Linked DNA regions of Homo sapiens: region 1 is linked to region 2. Evidence: chromatin loops called from intact Hi-C (ENCODE). Cell type or tissue: gastrocnemius medialis. All regions are shown on one strand. Links, peaks and the distances in the headings refer to the core of each region. The heading gives the core; the rest is flanking DNA. Region 1 has its middle 68 kb from the start of SLC38A4. Region 2 holds the start of SLC38A4 (solute carrier family 38 member 4).

Region 1 (16,566 bases), core at 2,794-10,793, 61 kb after region 2:
TCTAGGTGGGTTTACGAGAAAATAATCCTATGGGAAGTAAACTTCTGCTCCTAATGCAATAGTCCTGGGGCAGATACACCACTAATGAGGAGGTCCTACTCTGATGAATGCATATGCGGTGAGACCTGAGCCCTGGACAGGTTGGGGTTGCCGTTGGATCTAGCTTGCTGCTTCAGATGATGCTTTGAGGCTGCCTTATTCCCTGTTCACCTCTCTCTGGACAAAAGGGCAGGAGTGAAGATTTAGCATCAGTCAAGCCTTGTTGCAAGAAGATGCTCTAATCCTACAGTTGTCCCAGCCACAGCCATGTCAAGGGAGACTGTGGATTCTGAGAATATACTACCTTAGAGTTAAAAAGGAGGTTAGGTAGGGGAGATGGTAGCTGCTTGGTCTTCTTTCTAAGTTTTCTTTATTGTTCACTGTTCCCTTTCAGTAGGCCCTTCTTCCTTTTGTAAGGGCCTGGTACAGAGAGCTCAAGTTGATCTGACAGTGTGAGTGGATTGCAATGGTCATGTTTAATACCTCTCAGCTAATGAAGAAGATATACAGATCAACTTGTGCAAAAATTAAAGGAAATAACTAGTGACATTTGTGAAGATATTTTTCTGCTTACAATATTATAGAAGCTGTATAAATGATTCTACTAATTTTTTAGAGTCTATTCCATAAACCAGAAACTATCCAGTAAGCTAGAGATAAGCAGGACTCATAAAGAGCGTACCTTTTTAAACAGGAATGATTAGTTTCACAGAAAGAAAAATAAAAATGTATTTGTTCAATTCATACATTCAACAGACATTTAAAATGATCAACATTTGACTTTTCTGAATGGTCCAAAAGAGAATGTTGAATTGAATAACCCCTTCTGTGTGTTCCCCAGGCTTTGTGGATTTCTACAATGCTGTGAGCAATTGCACATCCCAGTCAAAGCCAAGGAGACAAAACCACTGTGTGGTGAGGGCTAATGATTTGCCATAGGACTTTAGATGTGGTTTTCTGGTCTATCTGGGCTCGATTCCCTCATCTCTAAGAGAGGGTAAACATTTCTCACCAAGGGTTTTGAGAAACAATTGATGAGCTAATTGTACAAAACTTTGCTAAAATACGATGCCACACAAGGGCTCAATAATAAAGGCCACTTTATAGTTACAGAATGTTTTGAAGGTTGATCAGAGAGGGTGTGGATGATGTCAGTTTGGGAGCTAATATTTTCTTTAGATTTTGTTTTCTTTTCTTGTGGTGCTGTGAGGAGGGCTGCACATCTCCAGAGTTAGTCACTTAGGTCTGGGCTTCCTGTGTGTTGGGCATTTTGACAGCAATGGAATGATGGAAATGAATAGTTATTGACTTCAAGGAGCTTAGAGAATGGGGGAGGCAGAAAAATGGGCACTTGCAATTGCCTGCAGCAAATGCTTCCAGAGTGTAGATGTCAGTGCTATGGAATACACAGGAGAACCATAGCAAAGCAGCTAAATCTGAAAGAATCTGTACAGGGAGAAATGGATAGAAGAAAATGGTCCCAGGATTGAAGAGAGATGTTCCCATCTGGCTGAAGTGCAGAGGGCACAAGGAGGAGCAGCAGCTGTAGTGGAAGGCTCATCCATGTTATGGATTTCTACCTAAGCTTTTCCTAAGGGCAGGGGGAAACCATTGAAAAGTTTGAGATAGGAAAGCAACATAATTAGATTTGTGTTTTAAAAGACCACTCTATAAAGGTGTTCTAAAAGCTCATGGTGTTATTTACATTATATTTACACTGAAAAGTCACTATGAATAATTTTGTTAATAAAAGAAAAAACTTGACAAATAGGATTTTGCTCTGTGAAAGTTCATGTGCAGGGGATGAAAAGACAAGCTATGGAGTGTGAGAAAATATTTGCAAACCTCATACCCAACAAAGGATCAGTATGTGGAATATATAATAAACTCTCAAAACTTAACAGTAAAAACAACAAAAAAAATTCAATTAGAAAATGGACAAAAGATGTGAACAGCTATTTCACAGAGGAGGATTATAGATGGCAAATATGCACATGAAAAGATGTTCAATATCTTTATCCGTCAAGGAAACATAAATTAAGCCCACAAGGAGATATCACTACATACCTATCAGAATGGCTAAAAGAGTAACAACACCAAATGCTGGTAAGGACATGGAGAAACTGGATCATCCATACTTTACTGTGGAATGTAAATGGTAGAGCTACTCTGAAAAACAGCTTGGTAGTTTCTTATAAAGCTAAATATGCAACTACATAACACTTAGTAATTGCATTCTTGGATATTTACCCCCAGAGAAATGAAAACATACATTCACACACCAAAAAAAAAAAAAACTGTACAGGAATGTTCACAGCAACATTATTTATAAGCCAAAAATCAAAATAAATCTAGATGCCCTTCAACAGGAATGGTTGAACAAACTGTGGTACATACCACAGAATACTTCTCCACAATAAAAAGGAGCAAACTATTGATGTACACAGCTTGGATCCATCTCTAGGGAATAATGCTGACTGAAAAAGCCAGTCCCAAAAGGTTGCATACTGTATGATTCCATTTATGTGACATTTTTGAAATGACAAAGTTCTTGAAATGAAAAACAGATTAGTTGTTGCCAGGAGTTAGGGATGAAGAAGGTGGGGGCTGTGCAGGAGGGAGGTAGGTATACTTGTAAGTGGACAAACCGAAGGATTCTTGCAGTATTGAAAGTTGACTGGTGGTGGGTATGTGAAACCACAGGTGATAAGCCTGTATAGCACTTAATACACTCACACATATATTCACAAGTATACACACTCACACATACACACATGCAAATGACTATAAGTAGAGCTGGAAAAATCTGATGAAAATAGATGTGCCATGTCAATGTTAATAACATTATTAGACTATAGCTTTGCAAAATCTTCCCATTGGGGGAACTGGGGAAAGTGTACAGGCAATCTTCTTGTGTTACTTTTTATACTGCATGTGAATCTACAATTATCACACTAAAAATTTCAATAAAAAAAGGTCACTCTGACTGTCATGTAGAGACGAGATCGAAGTCAGTGGTTTTCACATGTTAGTGCTTGGAGGGCTTGTTAACCACAGATCGCTGGGCTTTACCTCCAGAATTGCTTATTCAGCTGGTCTGGGTAGGACCTGAGAATTTGCCTTTCTTGCAAGTTACCAGGTGATGCAGATACTTCTGGCTGGGGAACCATTCTTTGATATCCACTAAATTAGAGTCATTGTAGCTTTCCCTTGACCTCCATTTATTTCAAAGGGGAAAACAGAGCATCTACTTGTTCCTTGGTGTTTCTTTCACAAAGTCTTTAAAGACTGCCCATGCCTTTGTCTTTTTTTTATTATTATTATACTTTAAGTTTTAGGGTACATGTGCACAATGTGCAGGTTTGTTACATATGTATGCATGTGCCATGTTGGTGTGCTGCACCCATTAACTCGTCATTTACATTAGGTATATCTCCTAATGCTAACCCTCCCGCCTCCCCCTACCCCACAACAGGCCCCGGTGTGTGATGTTCCCCTTCCTGTGTCCATGTGTTCTCATTGTTCAATTCCGACCTATGAGTGAGAACATGCAGTGTTTGGTTTTTTGTCCTTGCAATAGTTTGCTGAGAATGATGGTTTCCAGCTTCATCCATGTCTCTACAAAGGACATGAACTCATCATTTTTTATGGCTGCATAGTATTCCATGGTGTATATATGCCACATTTTCTTAATCCAGTCTATCATTGTTGGACATTTGGGTTGGTTCCAAGTCTTTGCTATTGTGAATAGTGCCACCATAAACATATGTGTGCATATGTCTTTATAGCAGCATGATTTATAATCCTTTGGGTATATGCCCAGTAATAGGATGGCTGGGTCAAATGGTATTTCTAGTTCTAGATCCCTGAGGAATCGCCACACTGACTTCCACAATGGTTGAACTAGTTTACGTCCCACCAACAGTGTAAAAGTGTTCCTATTTCTCCACATCCTCTCCAGCACCTGTTGTTTCCTGACTTTTTAATGATCGCCATTCTAACTGGTGTGAGATGATATCTCATTGTGGTTTTGATTTGCATTTCTCTGATGGCCAGTGATGATGAGCATTTTTTCATGTGTTTTTTGGCTGCATAAATGTCTTCTTTTGAGAAGTGTCTGTTCATGTCCTTTGCCCAATTTTTGACGGGGTTGTTTGTTTTTTTCTTGTAAATTTGTTTGAGTTCATTGTAGATTCTGGATATTAGCCCTTTGTCAGATGAGTAGGTTGCAAAAATTTTCTCCCATTCTGTAGGTTGCCTGTGCATTCTGATGGTGGTTTCTTTTGCTGTGCAGAAGCTCTTTAGTTTAATTCGATCCCATTTGTCAATTTTGCCTTTTGTTGCCATTGCTTTTGGTATTTTAGACGTGAAGTGCTTGCCCATGCCTATGTCCTGAATGGTATTGCCTAGGTTTTCTTCTAGGGTTTCTATGGTTTTAGGTAATTTATAGATTCAATGCCATCCCCATCAAGCTACCAAGGACTTTCTTTACAGAATTGGAAAAAACTACTTTAAAGTTCATATGGAACCAAAAAAGAGCCTGCATTGCCAAGTCAATCCTAAGCCAAAAGAACAAAGCTGGAGGCATCACGCTACCTGACTTCAAACTATACTACAAGGCTACAGTAACCAAAACAGCATGGTACTGGTACCAAAACAGAGATATAGAACAATGGAACAGAACAGAGCCCTCAGAAATAATGCCACATATCTACAACTATCTGATCTTTGACAAACCTGACAAAAACAAGCAATGGGGAAAGGATTCCCTATTTAATACATGGTGCTGGGAAAACTGGCTAGCCATATGTAGAAAGCTGAAACTGGATCCCTTCCTTACACTTTACACAAAAATTAATTCAAGATGGATTAAAGACTTATGTGTTAGGCCTTTGTCTTTTAGGACAGCCTTGAAGTATCTGGTTAGAGCAGTAGTTCTCAAAGTGTGGCCCTCAGGCAGGTGGCATCAGCAACACTAGAGAACTTGCTAGAAATATACATTTTGGGGGTCCACCTTAGACTTGGTGAATAAGGAGCTGTCAGGGTGAGGCCCCAGCAAACTGTGTTTTAAGAAGCACACCAGATGATTCTGATGTATGCTAAAGTTTAAGGACCATTATATTAGAGGAAGACAGGAAGACATTAGGAAGCCAGTTAGGAATTTTATTTTATTTACAGTATTAACAAGTAGGTGGGTCCACCAAGAGACACCTAATTTTGAAACAGGATGTAGCAAAGGAAAAACTGAGGTGAGGTCTCCACAGGGTAGTGGTTATTGACTTCTAGTCTCTAACCTGCAGATGCAGATGGCAACACTAACTTACCTCCTTCACAGCAGGTGCTATTCTAATTAACCAATAAAGATATTTTAAAGCACATAGGAAGAAGAAAGCCCAAGATTAACACTAAGTGGCAATTAGTGGTATTAGGCAATGCCTATTATCTGCTCATAAACATATCAACACATTGATCTTAGAAGGAAATAAAACCAGACAGTGTTTGTGAACTGCCAGGCTTTCAGGGGCATCTTATTTATACGAGTCACAGAATCAATTGACCCTTGAACAATTATACTTCACATTGGTTAATTCTACCATCCTAGAATTTAATCTTTCAGCTGCCTATTGAAGCCCTACTCTGGTTTTTTCATCATGTCACTGTGAGGTTTCTGGAAGTTGAGAGCAGTATCTAATTTCTTGGCCCCCTTTTATTCCTAGCTATGATTTTAGGCCCTGCTGTCAACATTCAGAGAAGAAGTAAGTCACTGAGGACCACAGCTCAGGGTGCTGAGTGTGTGTGTTTAATACCAGTTCCACGCACATGAGTCATCCCAGCTCTATTTGTGGAAAGGGGCAGAAGATTGCCAGATGATCTTCAGCACTTGCCTTGGCTCCATAGTTATCTAAGAGGATGTTAAATTGGAATAATTCTACTCATTTATTGCTCTGCTTGCAAATTAACCAGGAAAATGTCAAAAATTATATTTTTTTTTAAAAAAAACAGTGTTAGGGGAACATTGGCACCTCTTGAAAACTCTCCTGACAGTGCACGGTGGCTCACACCTGTAATCCCAGCACTTTGGGAGGCCGAGGCGGGCAGATCACTTGAGGTCAACAGTTCAAGACCAGCCTGACCAACATGGTGAAACCCCATCTCTACTAAAATACAAAAATTAGCTGGGTGTGGTGGTGCGCACCATGTAATCCCAGCTACTCGGGAGGCTGAGGCAGGAGAATTGCTTGAACTTGGGAAGTGGAGGTTGCAATGAGCTGAGATCGCACCACTGCACACCAGCCTGGGCAACAGAGTGAGACTCTGTCTCCAGAAAATAAAAAAAAAAGAAAAGAAAAAGAAAAGTCTCCTACGGTTTTCTGAAATTCTCACCAACTTCTGACTTCATGAAGAGATAGTGTGGTATAGAGGAAACAATCTGGTTGTTGAACTCAAACAGATTTAGTGTAAGGTATATGGATGTGCTTTGGTCAAGGAATATGCTGAAGCAGATATCCAGGCGTGCATGACTAAGTGAGTTTGGTGCACAGTTTCATACTTGACTCTGAGCCACTATTGTCTGCAAAAGGTATAATTGCCCTGCTAATGCTGTACAGGGGCGCTTGGGGCTCAGCTCAGCTCAACATGGCTTGGAATTGCAGGCGCACTGGCACCCAGAGAAAGAGAGAGCCAAAGCTGTCCGTCTGCAAGAGAGAGCAAGGACACAGTTCAGCTTGCTCACGCCCAGAGAAAGAGTTAAGCTGCTGACTCTGAAGGCAAGAGAGAGCTGCTGACCCTGAAGGCAAGAGAGAGCCGGCCACACAGTGGTGTGTGGGAGCCACCGGCTCAGGCAGCCAAGACAGGGAGGACAGTGTAAGCAGCTAGTGTAAGTAAGCTGTTAATGAGAGCTGTTGCTAAATAAAATCATCTTTCACCTGCCTACGGCCCCCCGAGTGTTCTTTCTGTCCATCCGCCCACTCCCCTCAGACTTCAGCATGGGCTGGACCTGGACCCCAGGATGTGACATTTAGGTTTGAATATCAGAGCTGCCATATAATAGCTGTTTGGTAAAGTGCTTAAAATTCTGTAAGCCTCCGTTTTTCCATCTGTAACATGGACTAAAATGCTTGCCCTATGTGGTTGATTTGAGAAATAAAGTGTACATATACAGTTTCTAGCATGTGTTTGGCACACAAAAACTCAGTTCCCTTCTCCTCAGATTGAAGATAATGGCTTGGTTTTGGTATAGGTTTTTTATCCCCCATAAATTTAATAGTGTATGACAAAAATTAAGTGATTATATGACAGGTCCAGTTTGCTTTCTCTTGTTTTCTTTTCTCCACTGCTTCAGTCAGCATAAAGTTAGTCGTTCTGAGGTTCAGTCAGTTCTAGTCCATTTGCCAATGATCCCGAGGCTCCTTTTATGGTCTGAAAAGCGATATTCATATCTGGAAAGCATCCAGATCATAATGATACTCTAGCTCATGTTTGTCAGACATAGCTACAAAAACAGACTATAAAATATTAAAAGTAACAGAATTATTTTTCTATACCCTCAAAAGAACTTAACAAAAACCAACGGAATTCTTAGACTTGTATGACCAAAACCATATTACGATATATGATTATAATAAAAAGATGAAATAGGATACAAGTTGCTAAAGTTCAACTCTACGAATAATAGTAAACTAATTCTCTGTGAAGTGCATTAGCCCTTTGGTAAATATGAAAATGAGTTTTTCTTTAAAATAAATATGTATATATTTTTCAGAGATAAAAATGAGCAGGCATAGGTTTTAGGTGAAAATCAGTTTTGTTCGACAGCATAATAATTTGGAAAAATTAAATGCAAATGCCTTGGGCAGAGCATGCATTCTCCAGCTAGTCACCATTTCTACCTCCCTTCTTTTATGCCCACTGGCCCACCTGCTTCACACATCACAGGACATGCCAAGCTTCTAGAGACATTTAAGTTTTGTAGATCCCAGTTCCAAGCATTTAGATCAAATTACTGGGCTCCTATTCAGGCAGCTGGGTTCCAACAGCAGGAACCTGAGCTGCATATCCTACCTAATCTTTGGGCAGAGTTTTACCTGTTTGGCACAAAGATAGTGGCAGTTTCCTGTAGTTATTAATCTTTGAGTAACTTAATCTTATCGCTGTTGCTCCTCCAGAATGTCCAACAATCTTTTAAAGAATCTCTGCTTTAAATTTGATCTGTATCAATGTTTGGAATACGAAGAGTGGTTTATGTTTTCCTGCTTGGACCCTGACTGATAACAGAGCCAGACTGAAGGGGTGGGAGTATAGTTGAACACAACTGCAAAGGAAAAAATTAGCTGGGCGTGGTGGTGCACACTTGTAGGGCCAGCTACTCGGGAGGCTGAGGCAGGAGAATTGCTTGAACTTGGGAAGTGGAGGCTGCAGTGAGCCGAGATCGCACCACTGCACACCAGCCTGGGCAGCAGAGCGAGACTCCGTCTCCAGAAAAAAAAAAAAAAAAATAGAAAAAGAAAAGAAAACTCTCCTAATGTTTTCTGAAATTCACCAACTTCTGACTTCATGAAGTATACATACTGAGCTTGCCTTAAGCTCGGTATGTATACTTACCAATATTCATAAACAGAAAAAGGAAATCAAGGGTTACCAGTCATTTGAGAAAAACCAACACCACGAAGGAGAAAGACCAAGATGTAAAGGAAAAACCATGCAGAAAAGGTAACACCTTAGTGAGCAAACAAGAATTTACACTTAAAAACTTAATATCAGAATAAAGAAGATTTTGCAATTGAAAATATAAGCTACTATGAAAATAAAACAATCAAAAAATGGAAAAGAGTTTGTTGCAATTAAAAATACAATTGCCCAAATTTTTAAAAAATTAATAAATGGACTGAATAATGACTTGGACAAATAGACAAAACCATGGTATAAAAGTAAATCCAATGAACTCTTTAGAATATGTAGAGCAAAGAGTCAATAAGGAAATAAGAGTAGTTTAATTTGTGTCAGGCTATTCTAATGGCTTTAGTTATAGTAACTAATTTAATTCTGACAACAACTTTTTTGAGCTAAGGATAATTATTATATACATAGAGGGGTTAAGTAACATGCTCAAAGTCACACAGCTAACAGGTAACAAAGCTGAAATTCAAATCCACAGAATGTGACCCCCCAGAGACCATGCTCTTAATTAGTATTCTACATTGCCTATTTTAAAAGTAGGAGATAAGTTAAGAGACATGGAGGATATATTCAGGAAGTTCAATAGCCACCTAACTGGAGTTGTAAAAAAAAAAAAAAAAAAAGCAAACGGGATGAACAGAAGAAAGAAAATATTCAAGAAACAAGAATAGAAAATGCATTGAGCTGAAAAAAGACTTGACAGACACCACTAAGTGCCAAAAAATAACTTTTTTTCAAAATAACCTATCTAGACACATAACTGTGAAATTTTGGAACTCCAAAACAAAGAAAACCTTCAACCTCCAGAGAGAAAAACAATAATATACAGAGTATTGTAAATCAGGTGGACATCAGATGCTTCATTTGCAACAGAATAATGATTTGTCAATTCTGAAGTTTTGGATTTAGAATTCTCTACCCAAACAAGTGTTAATCAAATGGGCAGGCAAAATAAAGACATTTGGACATGCAAGAATTTAGGAAGTCTAGCATTCATTGCTATTTGAATAGATAAAGTAACAAAATGTAGGATGATTCCAAGAAACAGGAAGATTTAAGACATAATAAACATCAGCAGTTGAGTGTGACTCAGATGTGAAAGACAAAATTAAATAGTGAATTTATTGGGTTTGGGCTTATAAAAGGTTCTCTTTAGAAAAATATAAATGACAATAATATATTTCTCTGTAGCTGCAAGCTTAATATTTGTTTCTACTGGTGAAATATTTACATAATCATAGTATTGTAAGAAATGTACTGTAAATGACTTTTTAAATTATTATTATTTGAGATTTCAAAAAATCATGTTCATATAATTTAGAAAATACCTAATGGATGATAACAAAGAAAATTAATGAGTGCCACTAGTTATAAAGAGATTAAAGCCAAAACAAAACCAAACAAAACAGATTGTAATTATCAAGCTCTGCTTGATCAAACAATTTTTCCACCCTTTGGGGGGACGACTGTTTTGCTTCTACATTTTTTCATAATAATGGGAAGATGTTCTTTTCTTGATCCTGTCTCAACTATTCTTGAAAAGGCAAGCAGCAACACCTTCCAGCAATCCTGAAGAGATTACTCGGCAGCAATTCAAGACATAGGCAATGAATTGGAGCCAACTTAACGACTTAGGTATGCTGAATCTAAAAGTTATCTGAAACTTTCCCAGCAAAGCAAGCATTTTGAGAAGTTAAATAACCTACACCTCCTATTTTACATTTTCCAATTATGGAATTTACTCATAGATTAAATCAAGGTCTAGTAAATATGGATAGTAAAGCCATATAAAATTGTAACCATATAATATTATAATGTTCTCTGTTTGCCTATTTTTCTCCTCATTCCTCAACTTTAAGTAATTTGTTTTATTTACAGTTATCATGGTGTCTTGGTGACATGTATTTTCCATACAAGAAAAAAGGTTTTTTTAGGTATAATTTTTATTACAGACTACTGACAGGGGAGAGTAAAAATGAAACGTACCTTTTAACAGAGATTCAGTTACTTACAAGTAGAGGAAGAGTCACTCCTATTATGCAACTATCCCATATTATCAAATATATACTAGAAGACTCATCATTAAGTCCTTTGCCACAGCAAAGAAAGTAAGGAGGGCATAGGCTTTGAACTGATCTGAGTTTGTTAGGCAAGTCACATAAACTCTCTGAGCCAAGCTTGTCCAACCCGCGGCCCACAGGCTGCATGTGGCCCAGGATGGCTTTGAATGCAGCCCAACAAGAAAAATATTAAACTCAAAGCAAATGTCTCTATATGACATAAATTTAAATATCTTTTTAGAATTTTTACAATAACATGAAACCAAAGCACACTCAAAAGAAAATACTGATTTCATTACATATATGTTAATAAGTCTAAAAAGATAAATTTTCAAACTAATCAGTAATGAATGCTCATTAATCCTTCTATTCATTTCCAAAACATCTATTGAGAGCTTCCTGTGTATTTCACAACTGTGCTAAGCTCTGAGAAATCGGTGGTGAAACAGAAACTTGGTGCCTGCCCTCAGGGAGGTTAAACTTGCCAATAAGATCCAACAGGATGGCATTTCACATGGAATGTAGACTTTAATTTAGAAAAATTATCCTCTTCTGCTTTCTCTCTTTAACTGTAAATTTATATTTGTGACTTAATCTCCTACTGAAATAAGCTAAATCTGGTTTGAAATAATGTTCTGTTGAAAGTTGTGCAGTCGGAACTGAAGAGAAACTTCCTGTTAAACGCGGCATACTTATCACATGGGTATCTTCTCTTGCTCCTGAATACAATTAAAATAAATAACCAAAATGAGGGAAATAGATATGAGTAATCAGCAGACAAGAGCTTTCAGTAAATTTTCAATTGATAAAATGAAAAAGAGGTACAGTAATTGACTTGGCAGAGTGGAGGAAGCTAAAACTGAAGTACCCGCTGAAAGTAGATAGTTCACTGATAAGGAATGAGCCAGTTTGCTCCACTGACACTCACAAGAACTGAGTTTCACAGGAAGTGGAGGCAGCAAAGTGTGGATACAGCAAAAGGTTGAAATCTGGGAAATAAGTTGAAAGTCTGCATGTAAAATGGCTGCATCTAAAGTGGCTGAGCACTCCCAGATCTTTTTCCCCAACCCACATGGACAGGTAACAACCTTCTTCTACACACCTACCAATCATTTCTCCCTAAATGATCACAGATTAACTTTTTGAAGAAATTGAGCTAGAGATGTCCCAGACCTGGAAGCAATAGGAGCAATGGGGTAAGTAAGGTACAGGGTTGAAGACAGAGTGATGTGTCTTTGAATATTACCTTTTGATATGATTTGGCTCTACGTCCCCACCCAAATATCATCTCAAATTGTAATCCCCACATGTCAGGGGAGGGACCTTCTAGGAGGTGATTGAATCATGAAGGCAGACTTCCCTCTTGCTTTTCTCATGATAGTAAGTGAGTCCTCACAAGATCTCATTGTTTGAAAGTGTATAGCACTTTCCCCTTTCTCTCTCTCCCTCTCCTGCCATCTTGTGAAGAAGATGCTTGCTTCCCCTTTGCCTTCCACCATGATTGTTAGTTTCCTGAGGCCTCCCAGTCATGTTTCCTGTTAAGCCTTTGGAACTGTGAGTCAATTAAACCTCTTTTCTTCATAAATTACCCAGTTTTAGGTATCTTTATGGTAGTGTGAGAACAGACTAGTACAGTTTTTCAGGGGACTCAAGGAAAAGGCCAGCTTGCTGCCTATAACTCTAAACTAAAGCCTCTTCATTGATTAGCCCTCTCATGAACACAACACTTCTAATTGGTCTTTCAGTATTTCATTCCAAATGGTGCTGGGACAATTGGATATCCACATGCAAAAGAATTAAGAATTAAGTTATATCCTGTTCTTAAAACCAGACACAAAAATAACTCAACATAGATCATAGACCTAAATGTAGAACTATAAAACTCACTGAAAAAAGCATAGGAGTAAATCTTTGTGACTGTGGGTTAGGAAAAGACTTCTTAGGTATGACACCTAAACCACAAGCCACAAAACAAGAAAAAAGATAAATTGGACTTCATCAAAATTACAACCTTTTATACTTCAAAGGATAATGTCAATAAATTGAAAAAGACAACTCACGGAATGAGAGAAAATACTTGCAAGTCATAGACCTGATAAGGGACTTGCATCTGGAATATATTTTAAAAACTTTTATGACACAATAATAAAATGACAAGTAACCCAATTAAAAATGGATGAAAGACCTGTATGAAAAGACATCTCTCAAAAGAAGATAGATATAAGGCCAATAAGCACATGAAAAGATGCTTAACATCATTAGCCATTAGAAAAGTGCAGTCAGAACTACAATGGGATACCACTTCATACCCACTAGAATGGCTATAATTTTTTTAAAAAGGGTGGATAATAACAACTATTGGCAAAGATGTGGACAAAACGAAACATTCAGATATTGCTGGTTGGAATGTAAAATAGTGCAACAGTTTGAAAAACTTTTTGGCAATTCTTTAAAAAGTTCCATACAGAACTATTATGTGATTCAACAATTCTACTCCTAACATACACCCACGAGAAATAAAAGCATGTCCACATAAAAATTTATACATGAATATTCATAGCAGCCTTATTTATAATAGTCAAAAAGTAGAAACAACCCAAATGTTCATAAACTAATAAATGAATAAACAAAATGTGATATGTCCATAAAATGGAGCATTATTTAGTAATAAAAGGAAATGAAGTATTCATACATGCAGCTGCATGGATAAACCTTGAAAAATATTCTAAGGTTTATTGTGTTGGTTGCACAACTCTTTGAATATGCTACAAATCATTTAAGTGTACTCTTTAAATTGGTGGATTTTATGGTATGCGAAGTGTATCTCAATCAAGCTGTTAGAAAAATGTAAATGGACAGCCACTGATCACAGAAAAATGTAAATGGACAGCCACAGATCACAAAACATCTTAGAAAGCCTCCAACATGAAAAACTGAAATAAACACAAATAATAAAAGTGAATTTGGGGGAAAAAGGCGCACTGCAGGAAATAGAAGAAAAGGTCACCTAAAACATTGTGTTAGTATTCTTAGAGAGATAAGAATCTGTAAAACAAAACCATGATGTTATCAGGAAATAAAAGAACAAGAAAGAGGCCAAAAAGACAAAGAGCTATAAACCAACGGAGATAAGATAACAAAATTACTGGATCAACTCAGGAATTTCAGCAGTAAGATTTCTAGAAAGAAAAAGTAGAGAAAGTGAATTGAAGAAAGATAAAACAGAAATAGCCAGAAAAACTCCTATGACAAGAGGACATGACCTTCTAGATTGAAAATCTTCATGAAACACTGAATAACAAACTTTTAAAGATTTATTTTAAGACATCTTGAAATTTAAGAATACCCAAAATAAAATTCTTAGAGATTTTTTAAACCCTAAGTATACATAATCAGCATGACATCAGACTTTCCAATGTAGCACCGTAAGATATAAGACAATAAATTAATGTTTACATAATTCTGAGAAGAAAAAAAAGTTAGGATAAAATTTCTATACTCAGCCCAAGTATCAATCAAATATGAGAGTGAAAAATTCATATTTGATTGATAGGTTGGCTGAGTGTAGAAATTTTCAGACATACTAAAACTCAGAATAATAACCACCCATGCACCCTTTCTTAGGAAACTACTGGAGAATATGCTTTAAAAAAATGAGGAAATAAATCAAGAAAGAAGTTTTGTGATCCAGGACACTGGAGGCACAACACAGGAAAACAGCAAATGGAAGGATCATGATGGTAGCTCTACTCACAACTAGAAATTAACTCATGTCATTTGGAGCAGAAGAAAAGAAAACTCAAGGCTAGAGATTCATTGGGGATGTGAGGGAATGAAATCAATACATATCTAATGTGATAATTTAATAGGTATTTGACAAATCTCAGGAGGCAGTTGGATAGACACATGAGAAACTACCAAAAAATTGAAGGAAACTGAAGAGGTATACTAGAAAGAAAACATTTCAAACTTCAATGCTTGACTCGACAGTAGTCCATGTTGCATGCCTATAGCAATATGCACATGGACCAATAATTTAATTTTAGAAATTATGATATAGCTGAATTGGGAGAATGGGGCAAGGGGAAGTGGTTAAGAAATGTAAGATTTGTAAGACAGTTAAATAATTTCAATAATAAACATTGGCTAAAGTTGAAAAAAAATCAAGATAGAGGAATTATATTTTTAAAGCATGATGATGATAAAACCCAGAAGAAACAAAGAAACTGAAATGGGGAGATGTGGATTAACCAACTGCTGTTTTTTAATACAAGTGTTTCAATACTACCTGGATTTTTTTTAAAATCATGGCATGCAATAATTTGGATAAACTGTTTTTTTAATCCATTAAGGGATCATAGCACTGAAAAAACACTGTGTGATCGCACATGTCCACCCTCATCTTTGAAACCCGGCACACAAGTGCAGCCCAGGACAGGAACATTTTTAATAGATGGGAATTGGATTAAGAGGACATCAGGAAGGGCTAAGCTGGGGGAAGGGGGACAGCCTGGTGAGGTGCATAATTAAATGATACTCAGGGGCTGGCTGGATGGGAACCAAAATTCTCTCCCTTCAAGGAAGTAACCAGGCTATGAACCGACCCAGGAGAGACTGGAGAAGGTGTATGAGTGTCTTTATTTTTCTGCTGTGTTTCTGCATAATTTAGAAAAAACAAACTAAAGAAAAAGAAAGCTGTCCCATCAAAAAAAAAAAAGAAAGAAAGAAAAGAAAAAACACTGTGTGATACAGACATAGGCTGTCAGAAAGTTTGTACAGAGTATAGAAAAGATATATTTCTTTTTTTATGAAGACCACCACTGAACTGAAAATGAAACTGAAATAGTGTAAGTTTTAACTGTGAGCCATCTTGGAAAAAATCATTAACCACAGGATCTATAATTTACAGACCTTTCATAGACTGCCATCTGAGGACAGTAGTTCTATCTTTGCAAGAAAGACATTCCATGAGAAATAAGAATTCTCTTAATACTGACTCTCTATGTTTTATAACTAAGAAAAGGCTTCCCATAAATAACCAATGTATGTTGTAGAGAAGCCCAGGAAAAAAAGAGAGGAAGGCAAATGTTTATGTGCTAATCTCAAACCCTAGAGCTGCCAGGTAGAAAGGTGAGCAAGAGAGAGTGCAGAGTAGTCTGAGCCAGTTCCTTCTGGACAATCAACCGAGAGTGTTGCCTTGGGCCATGTAGTAAAGATAGCAAGCCATCAATACAGAGACTGGCCTCATCTCCTCTGAATCTTGCATGGCCACTATCTGAAGATCAATAGAATTTCCTCTTCTAATCAAATGTGTGGGACCACCTACAACAACAATCATATTCCATATTTTCTTTCCATGCCTTCATCATAAATCTCAGCATATAAACAATCAACTCTTCTACAAAATGAGGAATTCTGTAGTACAAACCCCATGCAGCTAAGCAGAGCATAGGGTAGCCAGTAACCTGTCTTTCAGGTGATCTAATACTTCCATCTGGTTCTGCCACAAGCTGTATGTAGGCCAGCTCTAGGAGCTCTAGAACTTGAAGATGCCACATCCATTCCACTTTAGCCAAGGAGCTGCTCCTAGACTAGGAGAGGAGCTGTTCTTGTTCCTCCCGCCCTGTCTCCTGGATGCCACTCTTTGAAGACACCTATCTCCTACCCTAGTCAGGGTCATATCTCATCATTCTCAGGGTTCCCCGTGTTCTTAGTCTCATTCACTTATTAACTTCTTTTTGTCAGAAGAATAAACTTCCTACTTTCTGTGTCTCCTGGGTTCTCCCATCAG
Region 2 (16,566 bases), core at 5,146-13,145:
TTTACCTCTTTAATTACGTTCATTCCTTAGGAATGTTACTATAAACGTGATTGTTTTGTTAATTTCCTGACAGAATAGTTCATTGTCAACATATAGAAATCTAACTGATTTTGTATGTTGATTTTGTATCCTGCAACTTTACTGAATTTGCTTACTAGATTCAAGAGTTTATTGTGGGGTCTTTAGGATTCTTCTACATGTAAGATCATGAAATGTATGCATATGAAATGTGCATGTATGCACCACACCCCTTAATTCGCTTTTTTGACATCTTTGGGAGGGTGTTATTTTGACACACACGTACACATAGGGTTCCAATCACTTAACAAAGGGTAATTATTTAAGATACAGTCACAGGAATAGAATAAAGCTAGAATCTCTTACCAAAAATAAAATCTGTGCCAAACATACATATTTTTATGAGACCTAAGATGGGAAGACTCCTTCTATTTGTTTCTGTCTCAGTGGGTGGGTAACTGGAGATTCTGTCTTCCTAGTTGATAGGCATAAAGGGACCCTACCCCTTCTTATGACAGCAATTAGGGTTGAGAGACAACTTACTCAAAGACCAAAGCTAATAAGGTCCTGGCATGATAGCTGAGCCAAAACTCACAACCCACTGTCTAACTTCTGAGCCCAGCTCCTAAGACAGTCCATCACCACTGGGCACCTACTTTATGTTGAACATGATTCAAAAGATAGGATCCCTGTCTCCAAGACACGTGGAAATGAACTGGAGAGCTGAGGCAAATAGAGTAGGTTTTGTATAGGAAGAATGGTGTGACTTCAGAGACAGAAGAGTGGATTCCAGGCAGGGGACATGGGATCAGAAGTTTGACCTTGGAAACAACAAACAAGAGTCTACTTCAGCTAAAATAGAATGTTTGTATAGAGTTTGGCTGAGGTTGATCTTGACTACCAGATTAAGAAGTTTAAACTTTAAGGAATTTTGGTATAAAGAATAATGGAAAGCATTATATTTGGTTTAATTCTTCAATGTGGGTACCATGATAATATTATGAAATAGTTTTAAAGTAATTATGCAACATACACAGTTTAACATATAGTTTAAAAGTAATTATACAATGCACATAAGGCATTTCTATTTTACTTTTCTTTCAAAAACTGCATTACTTCCCTTCAAAGAAAAAGCTTTAAAAAATCAGAAAACAACCCTCCCATCACCCTGTAAAAAACAATGCCTGCAATGTTGAGCATCATAGTCAATATATTTACATTTCTTATCACACCTTCCTAATGACTGTCATCATTAGTCAAATAAGTAAACAGTATAAGAGCGGTATGCAAAATTCAGTGGGTCTTTTGTTTGGTCTCGTGACTTACAGAGAAGTGTTCATTCCCTCAAGTTTATAGGATTAAATTATCTGCCCTGCCCACACACACAGGAGATATGACCCAGAAGAACAGCCTGCAAAGCAATGTGAGATATCTAATGTTTACTTAAAATAAAATACATTATAAAGACAGCACAAATGATTCTATTCCATTTCAAAAGACTCAGAAAAGCAGATCTACCTATAAAAAGAGTTATAAATTATTTTAGCTGTGATGTTTCTTCATGTTGAGACTTTGGAACCACCATTGCCAGCTACACTCCATCCTTTCCCAAGATTTAGGACAAGGAATATTTTTCTGGTAACAGAAATCATTAAAACAGAGACTCAGGGCAATGCATTCAGTTAAACTCAAGTCTAGTCAGGGCTCCAGACTGACTGTTTCGTTCTGTGAATTGACAATATGTCTCTGAAATTCCAGAATGTGAAATTCCGAAACCTCAACGGGATATTTACAAATGCTTTCAGATAGTAGTGGATATTTTGTTCTCTTCTCTCTTTGGAGGTGGGAGGAATTCTTCAATGGGTACGGGCTGAAGGGAGGGATTTAGCCTAAGCCTTCCAGGTACTATTCAGAAGTGATGCATTTCCCTTGGCTAGTTACAGCCTCCAGTTTCAAGGTTTCTCATGCTTGTGAGCATGCAGATAAAGAATAACATTTCATTTTAAAACCTGATTTGAAGGGACCTCTGGGAGACCTCCTCCCAGCAGCAGATGAGGTGGAGGTGAAAGTAGTGTAACACTGACAGTCTCTGAACCTGAACATCTGCCCTTGATAGTTGCCCTTGGGCTAAAGATGCTGTTTTGGGCTCTGGGTGACCCCTGTCAAACCCAATAGCTACTCACTGTCATTTCCAGCCATGCCACTGTCCCTCAGTTGGCAGTATGTGTCTGAGCATAGATAGGCAGGGAACTTCCGATTGCAGAGGCATTGTTTTGATTCATTTCAAGAACTCTGAAATGTCTTAACTAAGGTAAAGTAACAGATTACTGTACCAATGTAAAAATTTTAAAAGGTACTAGATTTTATACCTTATTGTCTAAGTACATACTTTTTTTCTGTCCTGTTCCTTTTCTCCTTTCCAATCCTCCAGTGTTTTAAATGAAGATGGAGTGTATACATCCTTTTGCCCTAACACAAACAAATGTCATTTTGAAAATAAAAATATTCACATTTCGTCCTCACACTTTTCACCTCTTCAAGTGCCCTCAAGTACCTCCTTAATCCCACTGAAGTTCCAAGTTTCACTGATTTAAAAAGCAAAGGAAAATGTGCAGCACTAGATAGAGTCAAACAACTGGAATGCTACTTAGCATGAAAAACGACCAAACTATCCATCTACTCAATAACTTGCATGGATCTCAAGAGCATCAAGTTGAGTGTAAAAAGAAAAAAACTCAGTCTCAAAAAGATCACATGCAGTATGATTCCATTTATATAATAGTTTCAGAACGATGAAAATATAGAGATGGAAAACAAGTGGTTGCCGGGGTAGCGAGGAGCAGGTGGAGATAATGATAAAGAGGTGGAACAAGGGAGATCTTATGCAAGATACAGGTGGAAGTTCTGCATCTTGACAGGCCTATAGTGGGTCAGATTGCACAAATCTACACATGTGGCAAAATGGCATAGAAACTATACACACATTATTCCAATGTCAGCTTCCTGGGTTTAATATTATACTAAAGTGTGTCAGATGTAACCACTGGAGGAAACCAGGTGAAAGGTTTAGGTGGCCTCTCTGTGCAACTGGATGCAAATATATAATTACTTTAATATACAAAGTTTAAATGTCAGCTTCCTGGGTTTAATATTGTACTAAAGTGTGTCAGGTGTAACCACTGGAGGAAACCAGGTGAAAGGTTTAGGTGGCCTCTCTGTGCAACTGGATGCGAACCTATAATTACTTTAATATACGAAGTTTAAATGTCAGCTTCCTGGGTTTAATATTGTACTAAAGTGTGTCAGATGTAACCCCTGGAGGAAACCAGGTGAAAGGTTTAGGTGGCCTCTCTGTGCAACTGGATGCAAATTTATAATTACTTTAATATACAAAGTTTATATATATATATATATTCCTTACAGATGCCTCTGTACAGAAAGAATAATGAAATATAGCATAGTGGCACATGCCAAAAATGTGTCAGATACCTTCTTTAAAGCATACTGTTACTAAAGAATTACTAAAGTATTGCTTCAAAAGATAAGAAGGAATAAAACAGTAATGACTGCATTCTCAGGACTGCAATAAAATAGCTCTGTTTTCCAGTGTTCTCAACCTTTGGATTGCTTTTCAGGCATTCACAAAGCAAAGTGGGAAACACGAACCCTTTTAGTTAGATCCCTTTAACAATAGAGGTCAGTTTGGTCATACGGTTTTAAAGAATACTCTGCATCCTTGAAACACATTCCTCCCATTTGGAAAAATTCCAGAAACAAGACTATAGCCTGAATAGCACTATCTAGCATGCACGAAACGCTTCTTAAAAGCAAGGACTGCCACAGCCTCTCTTCTTAATGAATCCCTCCCACCCACCTCGTTTTTCAGTGCTTTGCAGTATGTCTTTTTCTCTTTCCCCTTCCACGTTCGTCTCACCCACTCTCCTGGACCCTCTAACCAAGTTGCCACGCAAAAGCAGCAAGCAAACCTGTGTGAGTGGGGTGTCCCGAGGCGGCAGCCTCCCGCGATCCTCCGTGCACGCCACCACCCGGCTCATGCTCCAGGCGCTGCGCACACCCCAGTGGCCGCCCAGGACGTGCGGTCACTGGAGAGCCCCCAGCCACGCCCCTAGATGCTGCTGGGCGGCCTGCAGGAGTACCAACATTGCAGACAGAACAGCGACCTATCCCGCCGTAAGCCAAAGTTGCCTGTTGGTAAATTGCGTCTTTTTTCTTTTTCTTCAACATCTTTATAGTACCGCGAGTGTACCCAGTGTTATTAAATTATGCCAAAACAAAGAGCAAAGTCCCTGCCCTTAGGAGTATGCAGTGTAAAATGAATAAATGACGCAAGGCAAAATGACAGGACAAACACAGGGTGGGTAGAAAGAGTTACGAGTGAAAGGGAAGGTAGAAACAATAAGACTTTCACTGGACCAAAACATGGAAAGGCTGTTAGGGCCCCAAATCTTCATAGCAGATTATAGAAATGAAGAATTGCGATAATATCTATAGTAGCAATCCTATTTTATTGAGTGTTTACGTGCCATGCAGTATCATCATCACAATAATTCTATACCATAGCTGTTGTTTTAAAAAGTGCCAGATATGATTCTAAATGTTTTACAAATATTCACTAATTTGATCCTCCTAAAATCCCTGTGAGGTTGGAACTATTATTTTCCCCATTTCAGAGATGAGTGAAGCAATAAAGTGGACTGACTTGCTCAAGGTAACTCAGGCAAAAAGTGGGAGAGCCAAAATTGGAACCCAGGAAGTTGGATGGTAGAGTCAAGATCTGAGCCCAGGAAGCCCAACTTTATGATGGCATTAGGATTCATATCCACATTACCTTGCCTACCAAGCTTATACTCTTAATCATGTGCAATCATGCAAATTAAGTAAACAATTTAAAAGTATTTGTATTGACTATAAACAATGCACAAAATCATTTTGCAAAGGCCTTTAGTAGGTCCATGAAAAAAATGTTTATTTGAAGAATATTTTCTGTCAAAAAACAGAAAGAAACATGTTTTCTTTCTTCCTTCATTCATTCAACAAACATGTACCAGTGTCTGTTTATACCAGGCACTGTGTTAGGCATCAGGGTGACAGTAGTGAACAAAAGAGACAAAATTGAGGGGAAACAAGGGAACTGAGATAATAGTCATTTTAATCATGAATACACATTAGATTTATTGGGAACAATAGGCAGAAATAGCCAACAAGAAATAATCATATACAGGGAATGACATTCTCTGGGCTGGACTGTCTGGCATGAGTATTATTTAGTTCTTTTTTCCATCTCCTCTCCTTTTTCCTTTGTTTTAGTTATGATAGAGGAAATCACGCTATCGAAAAACATTTCGTATGGACATTTGCTAACATTTCAAATAATGCTTTGGGTGGTAGAAGTAATTGAATTCCCTTCCTAATAACATTATGACCAAGAGTATTTTACAAGCATGGATATGGTAAAGAGGTATGCAGACCTCTGAGCTTGGAATAAAAACCTGGAATAATAGATCCTTACAAAACAAAAGTTGTCAAAGTCTGTTATGAAAACCCAGGATCTTGACTGGCATAAACATCTACTAAAAAGATAAAAGGATAGCATTTGTTACTGTCATTCAATTCCCTACATCACCTTTTAAAAATACATTTGTACTTCCTGACTCTGCTATAATATACTAAAATGAAAAATATAGCCATTAAAAACTAAAATCAGAAGAGAAATCCCCTCCACCTCTCCCCTCATAAAAGCATAGAAGAACATTTGTTTGGATTTTGTTGTATGTTTGTGTAAATTTTATCTATGCTAAAATAGAATATGCCCTTGAGAACCAGAAAAATAATTTGGTTTTCCCTCAAATGGAAAGATAAGACTTTGTTGTCTTATCTTTCCATTTGAGCACTGGTTTTAAATCCTAACATTAAAAGCAATCAAAAAAGCTGTATGCTTTCTATTATGGGGCCATAATAAAATAATAAAATGTATTGCTAATTCCTATGTTCAGTTACTTTGTTCTGTTAGCACAGGTAACTTTCAAAATTCAGGGGAGGGGCAGAGCTAAGGGACACTTGCAGAGAGAATGTGCAAGGATCTCCCTGACCACACCTCCCTCCCCAGCCTCCTCCCAAGCATTCTCTACTGACTAAGAGTACTGAACTCTTAAATTCCTGAACTGACTCCCTCCTTATCCTTTCTCAGTCTGGTCTCTCCACTGAGAGTCCTTTCCTCACATCCTCCAATTCTTTGCCTGGCTAACTTTTATTTCTACTTCAAAACCTTGCTCAGGTACCACCTGGTCTTGAAATGTTCTCTGACCCCTTTCCTAAGCCAGGTTCTCTGGTAGAGTATTCAAATCTGATTTTTCCTTTTTTTTATTTTTATTTTTGTTTGTTTTGTTGGTTGGTTGTTTGTTTGAGATGGAGTCTCGCTCCGTCGCCCAGGCTGGAGTGCAGTGGCATGATCTTGGCTCACTGCAACCTCTGCCTCCTGGGTTCAAGCAATTCTCCTGCCTTAGCCTCTCGAGTATCTGGGACTACAGGCGCACGTCACCACATCCAGCTAATTTTTGTAATTTTTAGTAGAGATGGTGTTTCACCATATTGGTCAGGCTGGTCTGGAACTCCTGACCTCAGGTGATCCACTCTCCTCAGCCTCCCAAAGAGCTGGGATTACAGGCATGAGCCACGGTGCCCAGCCTTTTCCCTGGTTTTTAATCATGCTGTATTGCAAATGTTTCCTTATCTATTCTTTCCTCCAGTAGACTCATTCATTGTTCCACAAATATTTCTTGAGCACCTGGTATTTGCCCAGCACTGTGCTAGGTGCTAGGAAGATAGGAATAAAAGAAACTCCCTAATATAGTTCTTTGAAGATAGTAACACTTGATAATTATTTATGGAATGAATGAGTGAAATTAGGTCATTATATACACAGTGGAAGAAAGAACTAAGAGACATGAAAGTGATTCTGTTTTTCCATTTCTCCTATCTCTCACACCATACTGTGTTATGTAACACATTTCTAACACCCTTGTTTCCTTAAGTTTTTGTTCTCCTCCCTCTGGTTGTCTTTATTTTACTGCTGTCTTTATTGCAACAAGCAGGAGCTTTTGCATAGGATGAATTTTATTCTAATATCAGCATTGTTACTTACTAGCTTTGTGACTCTTGGCTCTTTCCTTAACCTCTTCAATTTCCTGTCTGTAAAACAGAGATAACAAATACCTATAGAATAGAGTATCATGTGAAGATTAAATGAGATTCACATTAAAGGGCTTAGTATAAAGACTGGCTCTTAAAGCACCTTTCCTTTCACTTGTCCCTCCCCTACTTCTACCTCTTATCCTTCCTGCAGAACATCATCAGGGCAGTAGTGGCTTGCAAGATGATTTCAATTGATAGGTGGAAGCACATTTTTTAAAACTGTGTAATCATTTTGATATATTATTGTTTTGATGTATATAAAATATATAACAGCCTTTGATTTTTATAGAAATATTTGCTTTGGATATGTAAAAAGTAAAAAAAAAAAAAAGGAGGGTTAAGGTTCTAAAAATAGGATAAGGCAAAAAGAAAAAAACAACGTCCACAAGCTGTTATGTGTACATCACGAAGTCCACAAGCTGTTAAGTGTACTGTGATTGTCCTCACCACGTTTGTGCTGATAAACTGACATGGAACACAGGTACACTATTCCTTTCTCAAATGTCACTTATATAGAAAAAAGTCCAGTCCTAAGACTGCAAAGATTCAGAGAGTCCAGCTGCGTGATCATGTCTTTAGCTTGCTTGGAATAGGATTAGTCTGTAATAGAATAAGAAGTCAGCCCCAGGTCCTTAGAAGTCACCTGTCCAGCTCTGCCCTTGATAAAGAACAAAGAATTGTTCATTTACGTTTATGAACAATTAATGCCCAAGTAGAACTTCCAAAATATTTTGTGTTCTTCACACTGTGTATCTCCATTTTCTGATCTATAAAATGGGTATAATAATAGAATCTATCTCATAAGTTTGTTATGAAGGTCAAATGTTAACATAAAGGAAGTACTTAGAAACATATAATGTAAAAGTTCCTACATATGTGTGAGCCGGAATTACCATTAATCTAGTTCAGACCAGCCTCCAGCTTGCCTCCTGTCCCAGCAGCCTCCAAAAAAAGTTATTTATCTCTTTACACCACCAATCTTCCAGCCTTTTGTTGCTTTGTGATAAAATCAGCCTGATAAAAAGTTTCCTTTCTCTGGACACTGGTATTCAGAAATATGGAAAGATCAGATATTCTTTTCAATGTCTCTATTTTTACAGACTTCTACCCAAAACTTAGATTTTCTATAGATTTATTTGTTAGAATTTAAGAAATTCTCTCTCTCTCTCTCACACACACACACACACACACACACACACACACTCTTCTTGTGTTGCACAGGAAAGAGTTCACCAATTTCAGCGACTTTTTAGGAGACTTGCTTGTAGTGGGAACAACAACAAAATACAACATAGGCTGATTTCTCCCACCCCCTGCTAGGCCCTGGAAATTGAGATCTATGTGTAGGATGCTCTCTTTACAACATAACACATTTTAGCCCTAATGATTATGTCACAGCTACCCAGAAGCAAAAAAGGATGGCTGTAGGATAGCTAGAAATCGGGAACAGGCCATCCACTGTTGAAGCTCTGGCCTCTTTCCGCTTCCTTTAAGGTGAGAAACTGCCTGCCCACCCGCCCCCGTCCGCACAACTAAGTGGATAACCAAGCAGTGGGTCCTTTAGCCTTGGAGGATGGGGCTCTGGGCTAGGGAGAGTCTGCGGGAAGTGCCTGCCAGGATGGGCTTATTGCTCTAGAGCCACTCCTACTACCTTCACACTGTGCATTTAAGACCTCGGCATTTAATATCTCCCTGAGACAGGTAGAGATGCAGCTTTTACTCTGAGAAATAGACAAGCGCCAACCTGTCCCGGCCCTAGCCGGGAGATTCACAAGTGCTCAAGTTCACAAGTTTCACAAGTGCCCGCATCACTGCCTCCTGCACTCCTCTGCAAATGCCCTGGCACACCCGCGACCACGTATCCCTGAGTTTCCTAACTTAGTTCACCCCTTTTCCTCCAAGTCAGCAGCCCGGTGAGCATTCCAGGGTCAGTCCTGGTGCTCAAAGTAAGGGCAATCTTCCATCTCTGCCTGCTGGATCACAAAGAGGAGCTGGGAGATTCGCCGTTTTCCCCCACAACCGGCACCTGCCCTGGCCCAGAGCGCAGCGTCCACCTGTACCACCGCTAGATGAAGAGTACCTCACCGCGCGCTGCCTGGGCGCACAGCTGGTGTGCCGCGCTCGCCACCTCTCCTGGACTCAAGGGTGCTCCCGGCTTACGCTTCTCGGGGCTTCCCGGGTCCGGGTTCCCTCTCCCCCGTCTCACTTTCTTCCTTCATTCGCTCTTCTCTCAATTTTTCCTCCATCAGCTCTAACCTGTAATCAATTCCCGCCTTCTGCCCCTCCTCCCTAGGCTTCTCTTAGCTCGGTTGCCGCGACCCCACTATCCGTCCCCGTTCGCATTTCTGCACCGCCCTGCCCTTCACTCCAGCGCGCAGCAGGCCGGGCAATCCGACCGCGCGGTAAGCCGCCCTCGGAACCGCTGGCGCAGTTTTCAGACTCGCCCACCGCCCAGAGACCAGGGGCCCACATCCAGCTCTGCTCTCGCCTTCTCCCTTGAAAGAGACTCCTTGGGGGCTCCCCAGGTCAGAGTACCCCGCCCGGGGAATCATGCTGGTCTCTGGGGCGACCCAGCTATCAGAGACGACAGTTCTATTTTAAGCCTTCCACCCAGTGTCCCCGACCTGAGGACGCGGGCGCGGGTCCAGGGACTCGGGTAACACCTTGCCAGCAGGATCCCGGGCGGTCGCGGAGCCAGCTCCCGCGGGGGAAGTCGGGCCTCTCAGCCAGGCAGGCGGCGCGGCCACGGAACGCAGTCCCAATACAACCAACTCGAAATCCAACAGCCCAGGGAATCCCAGTGCGGGAGGCGGAGGTGCCCCATACCCCAGCCCTCCTGGAATAGGCTACCTTGGCACAACCGCTTCTCCTTGAAAAGAAGTCACACATGAGCCCGCCCAATCAGTCTCTTCCCTCCATGTGCCCTAGTTTACGTTATTTCTAGTCAACCGAATCATTAGCCTGCAATAACCCACCCAAAGCGTGAATGTTTGGAAAATAATAAGAATTAGGAACTATGAGCATGTCATGAAGAGCCCCAGACATAAGCCCCAGATGATTGAGAGACCGGGCTACACACGTGTGGATGTCCCCCGTGCATACACACAAGCACCCATCCGATAGGCTGGGATCCAGCTGCAAGTTTGGACACTGACAAGTCTCAAGTCTAACAGGAAATACAAAAAAAAATTCACTCACCCGCCTCTTTTACTACCCTTTCCAGACTGGGATTCAGGGAAAGTATCAGAAAGGGATGGATGGAGAGACCCTTCTTTCTTTTCTTTTCGCCTTTCTAAAGAGTGGAAATTTCCATCATGTGATAGGGGCAACATCCCCAGTGTCGCGTTTCCTGCGGACCCTCCCTTCCAGGCCAGCCACCAATCGTCAGGCGGCAACCTGAGAAGTAGACCAAAGCATCCTCCCAGGTGGGGCTGAGATGTCCAGCTGTCCTTCAGGAGTGAAGCCTGGAAGCCCGGTCCCTGCTCCCTCTTTCCTGGGTCCGGGATAACCGAGAAGATCCTGGTGTGGGTTTATTTTTCGACGGTTAGATTTCTTCCATGAGTCAAGGTTGCATTTATTGGATCTGTCCTATAAGCTGAAGTACATGTGGATCTTTATTTTAAAGTCTGTAAAAGAGTGTTCAGGGTAGATGACTCACTAAATTTCCTCCTGGTATGGAGGTGACAAACGTGAACTTTACATAAAGAAAAAGAAACATTTGAGGAAGGAGTACAAATGAAAAACCTGTCATTCACAGTAAACGTCACTTTATGCATGAAAGAAATGGGATAACTTGCTAGTACTTAAGAGTGGGTCTTTGGTGATAATTTTTTTTTCTAGAATTCCAGTTTAAGCACAATCCTCAGTACATATGAAGAAGGAATTAGGCTATAATAATAAATAGCATTCGAACGTTAATTCTATTTGTTAAAGTTACAACCTACCATTGTAAGGAAAATTATTTACGTTGAAACTATTCTCTAGTATTAAACAAAATTCTTGTTTCGAAGAAGGCCTGTGTAACAAATATGTTCACAATCCCCCATTTATTTAGTAGTGAGTTGTCATTCTTTAGGGAAAGAAAACTATCCTATGGAGACGTTGAACCCACAGTGTAACTAACTCTCCAGGCAACACAATTTACCTTTTGTATTCTCACACATCCAGTTTAACTTTATTCAGAATGGCAAGTTTCACTGCCTGTCCATACTGTCCACCTAGAACCTTCTCGTTTTATAGCTCCCAATAACTAAAACCAGCAACAGCTTAGTGCTTTAAAAAAATAAGATAACAGCAGAAACTCACCTGGATAATGCATAATAATCAGAAACACTAAGAACACAGGATTAATGCACACACACATACACATCAAACTGTACTAGGACAATCTGACAATACAGATTCAATAGAAGGATGATGTAACACACTTTCACTGGAGCTACAATTTTAGAAACTAAAAAAAATTATATAAAAATGTTTGTTTTGTAAAAACTGATTTTCTTCTGAGCCCCCAAGCAAATACGGTAAACCTCTCTATCATAGCAAGAAGTTTACATTTTGTGGAATTAGACTGTATCAGAATAGTTTTGAATTCCCTATAAGCTTGTTGAAACTAGATTCTCTACACATTATCACACTTCTCCATTGATTCTTACTTTATAAATATAAACATCTTTTATAAAGCTACTAAAATGTCAAAATTGGTAGGATTTGGAGAGAATTAGTGAGATCAAGGTAGATACACATTTCTCTTTTCCTAACCTGCGATTTAGTAAAAGCAAAACTCAGGTTTATAAAACAAAAAGCCATTCCAGAGAAGGAAGACTCAAATGAAGGTAAGATCATTTGAGTCTTCTCAAGATAAGTAATTCCACGACACAAACTGGTTTACTGTGCAACTGCTCAACGTTTTTTGTTTTTTTGTTTTTTTGTTTTTTTTTTTTTGAGACGGAGTCTCACTCGTCGCCCAGGCTGGAGTGCAGTAGCCCAATCTCGGCTCACTGCAAGCTCCGCCTCCTGGGTTCACGTCATTCTCCTGCCTCAGCCTCCCGAGTAGCTGGGACTACAGGCGCCCGCCGCCACGCCCGGCTAATTTTTTGTATTTTTAGTAGAGACGGGGTTTCACCGTGTTAGCCAGGATGGTCTCGTGATCCGCCTGCCTTGGCCTCCCAAAGCGCTGGGATTACAGGCGTGAGCCACCACGCCTGACCGCAACTGCTCAACTTTTAAAGGGACTGCTTATTTAATCAGTTCTTGACATCATATCTTAGCTAGTACAGAAGAGATCAAAAGCAGTGGTTCATGGTCTAATGTAATAGAGAACTATGAGTTATGCATTTATATGTGCTAGTAATATTAATCAGGTTGTGGGTTGAGGTTAAATGAGTCTTGTATTCATCTATAAAACAATAAAATTATGGCTATTATACATCAGTAGAGTCTGAGAAGATCTAACGCAATGCCTAGGTAGGATAAGACAACTGACAACTCTTTATTTTCTGTGTTACAATAAAAAGTTTGAACCATTAATGGCCACATTGAATCTGCTCACCAATCCTCAAGGGTTTCTTTTAAACTAGTGTTTGAAAGGATGGGAAGCAATTCTAACTAATGACATGAGTATTCCTGAAGGCCACATTGTGAAACACATTTTGGTTTCTCCTCAGATCATTCACTGGCTGTAGAGTACATAGCTTGATTTAGAATCCCAGAGTCACCACCTACTAGCTATGGAAACTTGGACAAGTCTCTTTAGCTCTTAGTGGCTCAGTTTGTCATCTGAAAAATACAGAATGTTTCCTGATACATTGCTTTCCTGGCTTAAGTCAAGTTCAGACAGTACTACAAACACACTTAGTGATGGAGAAAAACAGAAGTTTACAGAACAGTTAGAATTTACTCATCATTTTGATAAAGCTGAATTGATTGGAACACTCTAAAATTATTTTAACACTCTGGTTTTAGGAGTGGTCATTGGTTTTGTTGTGGTTGCTTTTGTTTTAAGAAAAATCTATATTTAAAAATTTATGAAATATATTTTTCAGAACTGAAGCTAATGCTTGTAGACAGAGTTCTATGCTGCAACAAGTTTAAAATAACACTGTTACAATTATCGTGATTCCTCAAAGGTTTTATTTTTTAAATAGATGTACATATTATCTGAAGCACATGTGATAATTTAATACATTCATATAATTTGTAAAGATCAAATCAGTGTAATTGGGCTATTACCTTAAATATTTATCTTTTCTTTATACTAGAAACATTAAAATTATTCTCTTCTAGCTATTTTGAAATATACAATCAATTATTATTGTTAACTATAGTCATCCTACTAATCTATTACATGCTAGGGCTTATTCTTTCTATCTAACTGCACTTTTGTACCCACCAATCTTCTCTTTATTTTTATGAGATCCACTTTTTTAGCTCCCATATGTCACTGAGAAAATGCAATATTTGTCTCTCTGTGTATGGCTTATTTTAGTTAGTGTAATGACCTCCAGTTTTATCCACGTTACTGCAAATGACAGGATTTCATTCTTTTTTCAGCTGAATAATATTCCCTTGTATATATATATCACATTTTCTTTATCCATTCTTCCATTGATGGACACCTAGATTGATTCCATATTTTGGCAATTTTGAGTATTACCACAAAAAACATGGAAGTTTAGATATACCTTCAATATATTGATTTCCTTCCTTTTGGATATATACCCAGAAGTGGAGCTGTTGGATTATATAGTAGTTCTATTGTTAGTTTTTTGAGAACCTCCATACAGTTATCCATAATGGCTATACTAGTTTATATTTCCACCAACAGTGCATGAGGGTTCCTCTTTCTCCACTTCCTTGCCAGCATCTGTTACTTCCTATCTTTTTGATAAAAGCCATTTTAACTAGGGTGAGATGACATAGTTTTTTTAAAAAAAAATTAAATGTAATTATGTATGTTTTTCTAACTTATATTTTAAGTTCAGGGGTACATGTGCAGGATGTGCAGGTTTGTTACATTGGTAAACGTGTGTCATGGGGGTTTCTTGTATAAATTACTTCATCACCCAGGTATTAAGCCTAGTACCCATTAGTTATTTTTCCTGATTCTCTCCCTCATTCCACCCTTCACCCTCTGATAGGCCCCTGTGTGTTGTTCTCCTCTATATGACCATGTGTTTTCACCATTTAGCTCCCACTTATAAGTTAGAACTTGCAGTATTTGGTTTTCTGTTCCTGCATTGGTTTGCTAAGGCTAATGGCTGCCAGCTCCATCCATGTCACTGCAAAGGACATGATCTCATTCTTTTTTATGGCTGCATGGTGCTTATTGTCATTTTGATTTGTATTTCTCTGATGGTTGGTGATATTGAGCATTTTTTCATATGCCTGTTGGCCATTTGTATGTCTTCTTTTGAAAATTTTCTATTCACACCCTTTGCTAATTTTTTTAATTTTAGGTTTTTTTTTCTTTTTGCTATTGAGTTATTTGAGCTTCTTGTATATTCTGGTTATTAATTCCTTGTCAGAAGGATAGTTTGCAAATATTCTCCCATTCTGTGAGTTTTATCTTCCCTTTGTTGATTTGTTGTTGTTGTTTGCCATGCAGAAGCTTTTTAGCATGATATAATCCCACTTGTCTGTTTTGGCTTTTGTTGCCTGTGCTTTTTAGGTCTTGCACAAAAACTCTTTGTCCAGAACCATGTCTTGGAGAATTTCCCCCAATGTTTTCTTCTAGTAGTTTCATAGTTTCAGGCCTTAGATTTAAGTCTTTAATCCATTTTGATTTGATTTTTGTGTATGATGAGAGATTGGGGTCTAGTTTCCTTCTTCTGCATATATATGTCCAGTTTTCCCAGCACCATTTCTTGAAGACTGTCCCTTCCCCAGTGTATGCTCTTGGTGCCTTTGTCGAGAACATGTTGGCTGTAAATGTGTAGATTTATTTCTGGGTTCTCTATTATGTTCCATTGGTCTATATGTCTATTTTTATGCCAGTACTATGCAGATTTGGTTACTATAGCTTTGTAGTATATTTTGAAATCAGGTATTGTGATACCTCTGGCTTTGTACTTTTCAATCAGGATTGCTTTGGCTTTTTGGGGTGTTTTGTTCTTTGAGGTTTTTAATTAGTCAAAAACTCGATGACACTCTTAAGTTGGGATAGAGCATGCAGTATTTCTCTATGATCATGATTTGTGAAGGAATATCTCACAGGTTTAATGATCCAGAGAACCATTAATAGACTAATATAAACATATGCCTTAGGAAGGACATAGAACATAATTATTATTTAAACACCATATAATAGTGCTACGAAGTTCATTTGTTTATGGATTATCATCGTGAAGTCTGATTGCAGTGATTTTAGTAGGCTTTTATATAATTAATGTTTTATTTGACAGTAGAGTTTTAACATGAGTTATTTTTCAATGAATAGTTATCATAATTAGTAAAGTGGCTTTAGGTTTCAAAGTATCTTCACATGTGTTATGCTACTTTATACCAAAACAATCCTGTCATGTAGGTATTTTTATTTTCCCCTTTCAATGGGAGAGGAAATTGGGTTCAGAGAGGTTAAGTGACTTTTCCAAAGACATGGGGCCAATAAATGACAAAACTAAAGTATGAACTAGGTTTTCTGGCTCTAAATTCAACATCCCTCCTTCCACAGCTCACTTCCCTTTTCTTCTGAGCATTTTCTTTACTAATACTCATTATTGCTTTTCTGTCTACAGTGGAGCCAACCCCAAATGGCATGTTTAGCCATAAAATTATGATTTTAAAAATAAATTTCTATAAAGTAATCTTTTGCTTTGTCATAACTGCAGGAACCTCTGTAAGTCTTCTAATGATAGTAAAATGTTTTTATTTTGTATGAATTTGGATTTGATTTATGTTGAAACCTTAGTTCAAGAGAGGTGACTAATTGATCCTTATACTTGGGTGGTCTTTATATCCTACAATTGCTCCAATTCTGGGTATTTGCTTCCCTTATTCCTTGGTTGCCAGAATTAAACTCCACCTTCCTCTTATTTGCCTTCTGAAGAGATAGAGAATATTAATCTATTTTCTAATTTTCACAAGGCTAAATCTAAAATGAAACAAAACTTGCAAAGTTGTACAGAAACATTCAACTTTTCATCTTCAAATGCAGGTGTCATGAAAGGGGTCAGAATTAGGTGCTCATTTTCATTCCCCTCCAGTGTTTGGTTGTTCAATGCTGCAGTGTTGTTTCTATTATGTCTCATCATGTAATCAGTTGTTTGCATGGTTCCTCTTGATCCTGCAAGTCCTGTAGATGCTTTGTCAGAATATTTTTGCTGAATAAATCAGTGA

The links. Peaks named below come from ENCODE experiments on the same cell type or tissue, not always from the same donor. Only the 100,000 strongest peaks of a DNase experiment are listed, where the experiment ranks them.
Region 1: it touches region 2 in a loop (2.5-fold over the local background); 2 of 110 quality-filtered maps call a loop at or near these places.

What each region holds. Positions count from the first base shown.
Region 1 is chr12:46,885,658-46,902,223 of GRCh38, forward strand. No RefSeq gene overlaps it. Among named protein-coding and RNA genes, the nearest start is that of SLC38A4, 68 kb to the left of the region's middle. In gastrocnemius medialis, for the core only: no CTCF peak of the experiment used is centred there; a DNase peak (open chromatin) is centred at 6,786; H3K4me3 peaks cover 835 bases; H3K27ac peaks cover 5,199 bases.
Region 2 is chr12:46,821,899-46,838,464 of GRCh38, forward strand. SLC38A4 (solute carrier family 38 member 4) reads right to left here and starts at 4,099. Exons shown (of 17, transcript NM_018018.5): 1 at 4,005-4,099. RefSeq lists enhancers at 3,559-4,117, 4,118-4,675, 9,634-10,442. In gastrocnemius medialis, for the core only: no CTCF peak of the experiment used is centred there; DNase peaks (open chromatin) are centred at 9,043, 9,353, 9,873 and 10,312; H3K4me3 peaks cover 2,186 bases; H3K27ac peaks cover 2,711 bases.